3 separate regions of the Homo sapiens genome follow, and regions 1 and 3 are each linked to region 2. Evidence: read pairs that join two places in POLR2A ChIA-PET (ENCODE). Cell type or tissue: B cell. All regions are shown on one strand. Region 1 overlaps LOC101928923 (a long non-coding RNA gene). Region 2 overlaps LOC101928923 (a long non-coding RNA gene). Region 3 has its middle 8.4 kb from the start of SNORD28B.

The links. Peaks named below come from ENCODE experiments on the same cell type or tissue, not always from the same donor. Only the 100,000 strongest peaks of a DNase experiment are listed, where the experiment ranks them.
Region 1: POLR2A ChIA-PET joins it to region 2 with 7 read pairs; 2 of 35 experiments call an interaction of 5 or more read pairs at or near these places.
Region 3: POLR2A ChIA-PET joins it to region 2 with 6 read pairs; 3 of 35 experiments call an interaction of 5 or more read pairs at or near these places.

What each region holds. Positions count from the first base shown.
Region 1 is chr6:156,026,791-156,030,790 of GRCh38, reverse strand. The region is part of intron 4 of LOC101928923 (a long non-coding RNA gene); the gene reads left to right. Among named protein-coding and RNA genes, the nearest start is that of MIR1202, 82 kb to the right of the region's middle. In B cell, no CTCF peak of the experiment used is centred here; a DNase peak (open chromatin) is centred at 1,890.
Region 2 is chr6:156,161,078-156,165,077 of GRCh38, reverse strand. The region is part of intron 4 of LOC101928923 (a long non-coding RNA gene); the gene reads left to right. Among named protein-coding and RNA genes, the nearest start is that of SNORD28B, 220 kb to the left of the region's middle. In B cell, no CTCF peak of the experiment used is centred here; a DNase peak (open chromatin) is centred at 1,537; H3K27ac peaks cover 482 bases.
Region 3 is chr6:156,385,197-156,389,196 of GRCh38, reverse strand. No RefSeq gene overlaps it. Among named protein-coding and RNA genes, the nearest start is that of SNORD28B, 8.4 kb to the right of the region's middle. In B cell, no CTCF peak of the experiment used is centred here; no DNase peak of the experiment used is centred here.

The DNA of each region.
Region 1 (4,000 bases), 130 kb after region 2:
AGATGCTATGGTTTTCCGCTGTCCCAGGGCAAAATGTTGTGAGAACATACATTTTTAATGGGCTGCTCTGCTTCTCTTTGTTTTCAGGTGGCAGGAAAGTTTCCCATGGGTGTACAAGCTTTCTGAGGTGCAGGAAATTTTGTGGGGTGATATTTCTACCAAAAGAACACTGACACCCCTTTCTTCTCTTTCCCTCTGGGGTGGACCATGGAACATAAGGTGGATGGAGGAAATCTCCACCAACCTCAATAAGTAACTCATGCTTCTAGAACTGGGGACAATTGGTTGGATTTTGAGGAAGCTATGCCTTACTTAGATTTCCCTCTTCAAAGAACAGTTAAGAGTGAATGTATATTTATATATCTGTGTAGTTAGGATTATTGGGATCTAAGTCAAACAAAATTAGGTTTTGTTTTATTTTTTCAAGGGCAGAACACACATACGGTAAAACAAAACAAGACAAAAAGAAGGACAAATGAAGTAAAAAATATGTCCCTTTCCAGAGCCCAATTTCTGTTATCAGTTCTCTGCCTCAGAGATAATCAGTATCAGTTTTTGTAATAACTGGCAATTTTTGCACATACAACCATATAGGCATATATACAATTTAACTTTTTTTGATTACTGTAATTTCATTTTATACAAATAGATATGACTATCGTTGGTGGAGGTGGTAGTAGGGGTTCTTAGATGAGACCATCAGTCAAGAGGTTGTCCTGCTCAGAAGCAAAAGAAAAGCTACTAGCTTGGATTTCATAATTTTAAGTTGAAGGGTATGATGGGGAGGAGAACATTCTAATTATTTTGTGTCTGCTATGGAACTGGCATCAAGCAAAGAGTTTCATATACACAGGAGTGGCTACATAATTTGTGCGCTCTGGTGGGAAATAAAAAATGCAGGTGTCCTTGTTCAAAAATTAAGAATTTCAAGACAGGAGAGCAGCGCCTCGCACCAGGCAAGGACTTGCTAACGCTGGGCGCCACCCGTGAAGCCAGCCCTGTGTGTACGTTTTCAGATTTCTCCATAAAACCGGACAATGGAAGCATCTTTGTCTTTACTGTGCAGATGGAAAGCTGAGATTTGAAGTTTCAATCCTCAATCTTCTTTCCAGTGCATTTACCTGTAGGATATCACGATTTGAAAATAGCGTTCCTACCAAAACAATGTAAGTTCCCCAAAGAAAGAAAATATTTGACCCCGATATTGGTTATCTGGACAATGTGAATTTTATATGTGAGAGCTGTTCCAACTTCCAGCTACCAGATGTCTGTAAAAATTCATAGCAGGCTATTAAATTTAGCAGATCCTGTCTTAATTAGATTAGCTTTTGCTCAGCACGATGGCAGAGTGTCTCTCTGATTGAGGGCTTAGAAAGATTTCTGGTGGGGATTCTTTATGGAAGATGGAGTCTTTTATCCACAGAGACTGACAAATAGAAAAAAAAAAATACCCTACCTCATAATAGTATAAAAATGTGGTCATGGTGTGTCAAAGCAGAACCGTGGGTCTTTATTTCAGTGATGTTTTCTTTTTATTTGGCTTAAGAACAGGAATGGTTGGGGGATAAAGATGGGGAAGGGGAGTATTCAAAATGACTGGCTAAGAAAATAGCACAGGGAAGGTGGAAAACTACAAGCAAATTCTTGTCGTCAAATCCTCCAATAAATCTAGCACCAAAGGAGTGTTCAGCGTTCAGTTCCTGCTAGTGCATGAGTAATTTTTTTTTTCTTTCCAGACAGGAAACAAAACTGTGCCGTTTGTCTTGAGCTGGTCTTACGTGATTAAACTCAGCATCTAGTCTCTCTCCCCATTAAAGGTCACTAAAAAAGCTTACATGACGCAAAACCAACAGTCCAAAGCCCCCTCTTTATTTTGCCTTCTCTATCCTGCCATGAGCAGAGGCCCTAACCTGCAGTGTTTTGTGGAAACATTACTTGTTTATCCACGTAGGTATCTACATGACAGCAGTTTTGAGAGCTGAGCGGCTCTTCTTGGTGTGTAGGTCACTCCATAAAGAAAACTGATGTGGGGAATTTTTCTGGTCATCTGATTCACCAGCTGAAAGGTCGTGTTCATGCAAAGATCTTCTTCACTTGGCTGTGGGGTCTGTGGAGACTGATAAGACAAGAAAAAAGAGGATGAGAATTTGTTTCCACCTCACAACCTCCATGCTAGGGGGCAGGAGGCGGAATTTGGGTTTTCCAAACCTCAAAGCACACGGAAGCAGGCTGGGAGCACTGGTGGCTGGGAGAAAAAAATGGCCCATCATTTGCTGCCGCCGCAGGCTAATCAGATTCACGTCATACACAGGCAGGGTTACTAGGCAACTGATTAAATAAACGTGCTGGTCCTACAAGCGAGCTTGCAATTAATTAACTTAACCATTTTCATTTCGACTGTTTTCTTCCCTTCTCCACCTCAACCTGCTTTGAAATACTGAAATGTGAGAGGCATTGGGGAGCTTCTTGTGTTCAGGGGGAGGATGCTGCGGACCTATTTTTGCCTTCGGTGGGAAATGCCCGATTCCTGTTAGTTCTTCCCACACATTGAATAGAAGAACCTGATCAGCAGGTAATTAACATTTTAAGCAAATAAGAAAACACGCATGAAAAGGCCTGAAAGAGTGCCAGGCGTATATCTTCAATATATTCAAAACCTACATATTCAAATTGTGTATCTTCAATATATTCAAAACTTATATATTCAAAACGTATACCTTCAATATATTCAAAGCCTGTCATGCTTCCTAATCATGCTAGTCACAGTGTGGAATGAGATAAAAAAGAACTTATACTATGGAAAATTATTTTAATAGATCATTTTCCTGTAGTAGGCGTGTGCTGAGGGAGAACCATGTCTGTGCTCCATGCATATCCTCTCCACATGCTTTGAGGTGGAGAGATCAATCCTTTAACCAGCCCAGGTGGTCATGGAAGCATTCCTGGAGGACGTGAGGCCGGGAGGCATGTCTTGAAGGTCAAGAGAAGGTCAGGAGAGGAAGAAATGTGAGTGAGCATTCCAGGAGAGGGTCTAGTGTGAACAAAGACCCAGTTACATTGGTAACATTGTGACCAATTGGGTTTGGATGAAGTAAAAAATGAAAGGCATGGAGTAGAGCTGGAGAAATTTTGCAGGGCCAGGTTAAAAAGTGACATTTATGTCCATCTGAGGAGTTTAGACTTTATTCCATGGGCATGGAAACTACTGAAGGATTTCACAAGGGAAGTGGCATAGCCGTACTTTACCTATAGATCGTTTACTCTTAGTCATGTGGAATTAAAATTTAAGAGGACACTAGAAGGGAGAAGACACTGTGGGGTGTTTTGTGATATTTCAGAAGAGAAATGAGGAAGTGAAGTGGAGCCTGGGTGGAAGGATGGGGTGGGAGAAGCAAGTGTCAGATCTATTTGTGCCTTGAAGGGATGGGGTTAGGGGCAGGGACAAGATGGCAACAAGGGCCCCAGTTTGAGAAACGGAGTTGGGGTAGGGGCATTAACTCAAAGCAGGAGTACAGAAGCAGCCCACTCATGGGAGAGGGAGAAAATAGAAATTCTGTTTTGCTCTTGCCAAGTTTGTGCTTCCTGTGTCCAGCAGGCTATCAGTTAAATAAAGCAATTTCTTAATAATTCCTCAAGACTGGGATTAGAAGAAATTCCCTGTAGAACCTGCACTCCAAACAGACTCTTTATAGGACTGTACTTCCAGAGTAATTTTTAAAACAGGATAGAGAACAACTAGACAGAAGGGATGGGGGCCAAACCTCATGCAGAGCCTCTTGCTTCTAAATGTATTATAGTAACAGCCAAAAAAAAAAAAAAAAAGTCCACTAGCACTGATAACGTTATTATTCATCATAACTACACCATCCATCCTAATCTGTCCTTCTAATTATGGAATGGAGTTGCCATATTCAAATGTGGAATGGGCTGAAGTTACCCATGACAAAGATATTTTCCTGGATGATCTGATGTTCCCTGTGCACTTATCAAATGCCACTGT
Region 2 (4,000 bases):
GGAGGTCTGGCCCAGATAACATAAACCAGTTGTCATTGCATGGGATCAGGGTAGACCTAGGTGCTTTGATGACAATCTGTTGGTCTGTGCTCTTCCCTTTAATATATATTCCCAAACTAATTGTCTCACTAAATTCACTAAGTGCAGTTTCTGGCTGCAACATTTCTACTTGGGAAAGACGCCAGAATTGTCAGCCAGTAAAGACTTCAGACCTTTCTTGGCCAATTTGCCAAAAAAACATCAGAGGGAGTTATTGATCTTTTCCCTTGTACTCATTCAGCTAATTTTTTTTTCTGTTTCCTTTCTTTTCTTCTTCTTAAGCTGACATCCAATAAAAGCTATTTCTTTGAGGTGCCAGCAACATGTCAGCACCAATACCATTGACAATATGAATTGTAGTCCCCCCACCTCCATTTCTCTACAAATGTCCTTTTCTTGGTTCTGTTGACAACACAGGTATTTGTCAAGCTTTGCTTTCCTCTTGCATTTATTCATGGGTGACTTTGAACCTGGACTGGTTCATGGGACTAAATTCCATTTGGATACTGTGTTTGAATACTACTGCAAGTTGCATGCTTAAAAATTTATTAAACAGTATACACCACTTATCAGAGCAATCTTATTTTATACTTAATTTATAGAAGAAAGCCCAGTAGATTAGTCAGGGACATCTCAATAGCTAGTTTCTCAGCAGGAGCAAATTTTGGATTTGGCCTTCAGAAATATGAACTATTCTTTCAGAAATTTCTGGCACTGAATAGTGCTACACTTCCCCCCGTGAGAGCTGTTCACTTACCACCTTTTCTTAGCTGGAGGCCCAGGCTCATACTAGCCTATGAGGTACAATTAAAGAGGAGGCCTAGAGAATTGCAGGCATAATTACCACAGAGATGGGCAAGGTAGTTATGGTGACAATAAATATGTAAGATATCTGGGAAGCTTTTTTTTTTTTTTTTTTTTGAGACAGAGTCTCACTCTGTTGCCCAGGTTGGAGTGCAGTGGTGTGATCTTGGCTCACTGCAACCTCCACCTCCCAAGTTCAAGTGATTCTCCTGCTTCAGCCTCCCAAGTAGCTGAGATTACAGGCATGCACCACTACAAGCAGCTAATTTGTTTTGTATTTTTAGTAGAGACGGGGTTTCACCATGTTGTTCAGGCTGGTCCTGAACTCCTGACCTCAAATTATCCACCTGCCTCAGCCTCCCAAAGTGCTGGGATTACAGGCATGAGCCACCGTGCCTGGCCTCTGAAAAGTTTTTTTTTTTTTTTTTTTTCTGAGATGGAGTTTTGCTCTTCTTGCCTAGGCTGGAGTGCAATGGTGCGATCTTGGCACACTGCAACCTCCGCCACCTCTGGATAGTGACAACTATGAACAGATTAATATGCAAACTGATGGTTGGGACAGTCATTTGACAAATTTGCAACTGATTTGCCTGAATTATCCTGAAAATATCTCACCCTTTCACTTGAATGATGCTGTGCAGAACACTCTGCTGATGCTTGAAGGTATTTCCTGTGTAGAGTCCCCCAGTGAGTACAAAAATATGGGCCAAGTGTAGCCCAGACATCTGAGTAACTCTCACTCAATTGTGGATCCACATGAGAAGAAGTAAAACCAATGTCCCATTTCCTACATTGACGCAGAGGATGCTGCTTATCTCAGCACCTGGCTTGTCAAGCAGCCACGCTCAAACCTCTGATCCTCTTTGATCCTGCCTGATACTGCTTCATAGAATTTCAATTCCAGAAGAACTCAAATCAGCAATCTTTTCTTTATATTCCATTTCTTCCCTGCTTCTGCCCACTCACCTTTTCTCGTGGTCCTAGGATCAGGGCGTTTGAGGTTATATAACTTAATATGAGTAGGAATCACTTGGAGTTAGGAAGAGAGAAGTGTTGATATAGTGGAATATAAGTAATTTACAAATTGATATATGCATTCTAAATATATGCCTGTGAAATTTCTGTAATTCTAAAATGGGAATAGAACCAAAATGTTTAGTCAGACATGATAATTATAGCTAACATTTATTGAAGGCTTATAACGGGCCAGCTACTGTTCTAATTGCTTTACATTTATTAGCTAATGTTCTCACAATAGCCCAATGAGACAATTCTTATCACCATTTTACAAAGCAAGAAATAGGCGCAGAGAGGTTGTGACTTGTTCAAAGTCACCACTGGGTGATGGAGTCAATATTGGGACCCGTGTCTTGTGACTCCCCCAGTCACAGTGCCATGCTGCCGGTACAGTTCCAAAATGATATTAACACTTGCCCCTTAACTTTGAAAGAGTTTTGCAAAGCCTGGTCTTATAATATGTAAATAACAGTGCTTGAATTTCTTGGCTGATAAGTATTAATAACCAGAAAGTAATATTTTAGAATGCGGTATCCCTGGATATTAATTAGCTTGCTTATATATGTTAGTCCTCTAGGGCTGCTGCGATAAAGGACCACAGACTGGGTAGCTTAACACAGCAGCAATTTCTTCTCTCTCAGTTTTGGAGGCTGGAAGTCTAAAGTGGAGGTGCTGGCAGGGACGTGCTCTCTCAGAAGGTTCTAGGGGAGGATCCCTCCTGTCTCTTCCAGCCTCTGCTGGCTCTCCTTGGCCTTCCTTGCCTTGTGAACGCAGCTCCCTTGTGAACGCAGCTCCCTGCCTTCATCACATGGAATTCTCCCTGGGTGTGTGTCTGTGTCTACATTTTTCTCTTCTCAAAAGGACACCAGTGGCCTGGTGCAGTGGCTCACGCCTATAATCCGACCACTTTGGGAGGCCGAGGCAGGTGGATCACCTGAGGTCAGGAGTTCCAGACCAGCCTGACCAATATGGTGAAACCCTATCTCTACTAAAAACACAAAAATTAGCCACACGTGGTGGCATGCGCCTGTAATCCAAGCTACTTGGGAGGCTGAGGCGGGAGAATCACTTGAACCTGGGAGGTGTAGGTTGCAGTGAGACAAGATCACACCATTGCACTCCAGCCTGGGGAACAAGAGCAAAACCCTATCTCAAAAAATAATAATAAAAAAATTAAATTAAAGATTTAAATTTAAATTTAAAAAAAGGACACCAGTCATTCCCCTCATCCTGGTATAACTTCATCTTAACTTGATGACGTCTGCAGAAACCCTATTTCCAAATAAGGTCACCCAAGGTCTTGGAGTTTAGGACTTAAACATGACTTTTTGGGGCACACAATCAACAACAATATACATATCTGCTTAGGCTATATTATCACCTATGTTTTAATTTTGAGAATAAAACAAGAATAATGTTTCCCCCATGCAATTTCTTTCTTTTTCCTCCAACACACGTGCATAATTCTTTTATTTCTTCCTTAAAACAGCATCTGATCTACCAGCAGATGTTTCCCCCATAATAACAGGCACATAATACCCCACTTCAGAGGTCTGGGATCGGGTGGAGTGGTTCTCATGATAGCTTTTTATTTTATAGCAGACCTCTTTTTATTTTGTCTTCTAAATTGCTTTTCCATTACTTGTTTATAATATTAATAGTTAAAACCATAGTATGGGAGTGATCATATAGTTGACATTTACAATTAACATTGTACGGCCAGGATTTCTCCATGTTATTGCAAAAACTTAGCTGATTTGTTAACATTCCTTATAATATTTCAGCAAATTAAAAATATACAATTAAATCTTTCTCATAGTTGGCACTTAGGTTGTTTCCATTTTTTTCTTTTGTGTTAGTACTGCAGTGAATATTTATGCTTATATCTTTTTTCTTCCTTTGTTCTTTTTTCCAAGAGGAATTTCTAAAAGAATATAATATTTTGGTGTCTCTTGATAGCCTATCGTTTGATATTGATTGCTGTCAGAAATTGCACTGGAATCACCCCAATATTGTTTCACAAGCTGATCATATAAAATTTTGTTTTAAATAGCCTTTTATTGCTTACATTTTAACTTCATTGTTATTATGGTTGAACACTTTTCAAATGTATTTCTTCTAAACATTAAAATCATCTGGG
Region 3 (4,000 bases), 220 kb before region 2:
CTTAATTGGGGATGTACATTAGTTTCGCACGGAAACATTTTTCAGTATGTTCTGACGTAGGCCCCTCTCTATGCCCACTGAGTCAGAATCTCCATGCAGGCCTCATCTTCAGAAGATGTTGCCGGGGGATGCTGATAGATTTCTCTGTTCAGAGTCATTGGTCTAGGAAGAATGATCCGGAGCTGGTTGGAGGCTGCAGTGTCATGCTCTTCAGGCATTTCATCTCCCAGGGCATCGTTGTTTTGTAGGGCAGCAGGGTGTCACTCAGGATGCTAGTTATAGCGAGTGAAGGTAGGTGGCTGAATGCTCAGAAGGATGAGTGAGTGTCCAATGAGTGAGTGTCCAAGTTGTGTTTTTCTTCACTGTGCAGGTGAGCACAGTCAGATGCCTTCCTGGGGTGGAGGTGGTTCTAAGAGCCTGGGGTCGGGGATAGGCAGCCCGGTCACAATCCTGGCTCTGGTATTAGTTAGCCAAGACACTGGGAGGCACTTGCTTGGTTTCTCTAGGCTTGCATCTTCTTGCTAGGAAGAAGATTAGATTGGGTAATATATAAGGACCTCTGAAGTTCTAGGCTACTTGGAGGTCAACTGAAAACATTTTTAAAAGTATCATACAAGTGACCTATTCTCATTCTAGAAAACCGTGAAACATTGGAGTAAGCAAAAAGAAAAGAAAAACCCCATTATCCCACGACCCTGCCTCCCAGAGAACCTTTAGATGTGAATTCTTTCTTTTAGTCCTTGTGCAAAGATAAAGACACAGATATGCATGTGAGCACATAAATGTAAAAACATGCATTTTAGTATAATATGTATTTTACAAAAAGGTGATTGTGTACTATATATGATCTTGTAATCTATCTTTTAAGTGAACCTATAAGGAACATGGGAACTCCTTTCCATGCCACTAAATGTACATTGGACATCTTTAACATGGGGGCAGATAGCTTTGTGACCTAGGGCCTGGCCTTGGGGACTGCCTCTGGTTCAGCCACTTCCTAGCTGTGCAACCTTGAGCAAGTTACTTTATCTCTCTAAATCATAATTTCCCTCCATGGAAAATGGCTGTAATAGTAATGCCTACTTTATAAAGTGTTCTGAGGATTAAGTCAGACACTGCATGCTACATACTTAGAGCAGTGTCTGGCCCATACAAGGATCAATAAATGTTCACTAAGAATGCTGCATATCATTCTATTTTACTCATGTGCATAATTTAACTAATCCGCTATTATTGCTTAGATTTCTCTTTGCTGTTGTACACAATGATGCACTGATTGTTCCATAGATTAATATTTATGTATATTCTTAGGACATATTCCTAAAAGCAAAATCGCTGAGCTAAAGGGCAGGCACATTTTAAAGAAGCCAATACATAGAGCTAAGGTGCCCAGCTGAAAGGTTGTAGCAGCCTATGAGAGTGGCCGTTCCCCACATCTAAGGGAGGTATGTGTTAGTTTTCCTTTGATTTTATTTTGTTTTTGAATTTAAAGGAGAGGGAAAATGGTTGAAAAATGATGTCATGATTTTATTTTACATTTATTTTTACATACATACTCATTTTGCCCATTTTTCTATTGGAGTGTTTCCCTCTTTATTGTTGACTTGTAAGATTGTTCATACAGTAGCAATCCTTTACTTTTACTTATTAATTCATGAGAGCTAGTTTCGCACCCAAGTCCCAGAGGTAACAGCTGATGGTGAACGAGACAGTTCCCATCCTTGCCTTGGTGGATATAAAGTTCAGGCAGGAAAATGGATATGAAATAAATGATGAAAACCTGCAATCAAGAGTATTACAGGGCTATGTAGACTATTGGGCTTATCCTGAGGCTTCCCACAGGCAGTGATGTGTGAGAAGATGTTGGAGAGACAGGACTTGGCCAGGGATAGACTGGGTAGATGGAGGCTCCAGGAATGTAGGTTGAAGATATTTTTTTTCCTAACTGGTTGCTTGCTTAAAAAAAAACCAAACAAGCTGTGTGCAGTGGCTCAAGCCTGTAATCCCAGCACTTTGGGAGGCCGAGGTGGGCAGATCACGAGGTCAGGAGTTCAAGACCAGCCTGGCCAATATGATGAAACCCTATCTCTACTAAAAATACAAAAATTAGCCAGGCATGGTGGTGCATGCCTGTAGTCCCAGGCACTTGGGAGGCTGAGGCGGAAGAATTGCTTGAATATGGGAGGTGAAGTTTGCAGTGAGCCAGGATCGCACCACTGCACTCCAGCTGGTGACAGAGCAAGACTCTGTCTCAAAAAAAAAACAAAAAAAAAAACAAAAAAAAAAACAAAAAATCCCCAAAACAAACAAACTTAGCTAACTTAGTTCATAGTCTGTGTTGACATCTTACGGTTTTTAAATTAGTAAAATCAATTAGTATTTATTTTCCTGCATATTTTCTACCATTGGTATTTTACTTGGAAAGTCGACCCCATGAAGTTTTTATTTTTTATTTTTTTCCTTCATTTTATAAACTTTATTTATTATAAATTGACAATTTATAATTGTATAAATTTGTGAGGTACAAAGTGATATTATAATTTATGCATACAATGTGGAATAGTTAAATAAAGCTATTTAACATATCCATCACCTCAAAAACTGGAAAGTTTTTGTGGTGAGAACATTTGAAATGTACTGTCCTAGCAGTTTTGAAATGTACAATACTCTATGATTAAGTAAATGCACCATGCATTGCAGTAGACTCAAAAAAGAAAAAATCCATACCCCCATAGCTGAGACTTTGTACCCTTTGACCTTCATCTCCACATTCCCCAGCCCCCAGTCTCTGTAACCACCATTCTGCTCTCTGATTCTATGAATTCAATTGTTTTAGATTCTACATTTGAGTGAAAACATGAGATATTTGTCTTTCTGTACCTGGCTTATTTCATGCAGCGTAATGATCTCTAATTCTATCCATGTTGTTGCCAACGATAGAACTTTGTTCTTTTTAAAGGCTGAATAGTATTCCATTGTGTGTGTATACCATATTTTCTTTTTCCATTTATCTGTTGATAGACACTTTAGTTTGATTCCTAACTTGGCTATTGTCAATAGTGTTGCAATGAACACAGGAGTGCAGGTAGCTCTTTGACATACCAAAGGGTACATATTCCTTTTGATATATAACCAGAAGTGGGATTGCAGGATCACATGGTAATTCTATTTTTAGTTTTCTAAGAAACTTCCATGCCATTTTCCATAATAGCCATACTAATTTTTGATGTTACTAGAACGCTTCATCCCAGGTGAGACAGATGTGCATTTATAATAAACACCAAAGATTGTCCTTCTATAAGTGCCTTGTGGGGTTGGGCTCATGGAGAGAAAGGCTGACCTTTATGCTGATCTCTTAACCTGTGCCCAGTGAAGCATGCAGTCGTATACTTCAGGTAATAGAAACTGGATAAGAGAAAAGAATGTCTTGATTCACAAGAGATTTGTGAAGGGGAAAAGTTTGTTCTTAATCCTCTCTTCTCTGAGCTATTCCGAGTATAGCATCTCATACACTTCTATATGAGCCCAGGTTCCTCCATTGGTATAAGGAAACAATTTTAAATCAAACTAATTCATGCTAAAATGTGAATGACTAAATAAGCTATCTGCCCCTAGTCTATTTTCATCTTAACAGAGTACCATAAAAAGAGAATAATATACAATGTGTGTACGTCTACATTGGACGTTCAGTCTGATATCCAAGTCAGACTGAATGTAGAAGATAAATTTTTGGTTAAATGAATCCTTACTTGCATGCTTAGCAGCAGTTCCAGAAAGATGCAGAGGGTTGAGAAGTGTAGAGTTTACTGGTTAGCAAAGTGAATTCTAGAGGCAGAATACCAGAGCCAAATTCTAGTTCTGCCATTTACTAGCTGGGTGACTATAGGCAAGTTCATTAACTGCTGTGCTTCAGCTTCCTCATCTATACAATGACAATGATAATATCCACCTCATAGTAAGAGTGAGAGGATTGAAGGATTTCTTGAATATACGGTGGCCA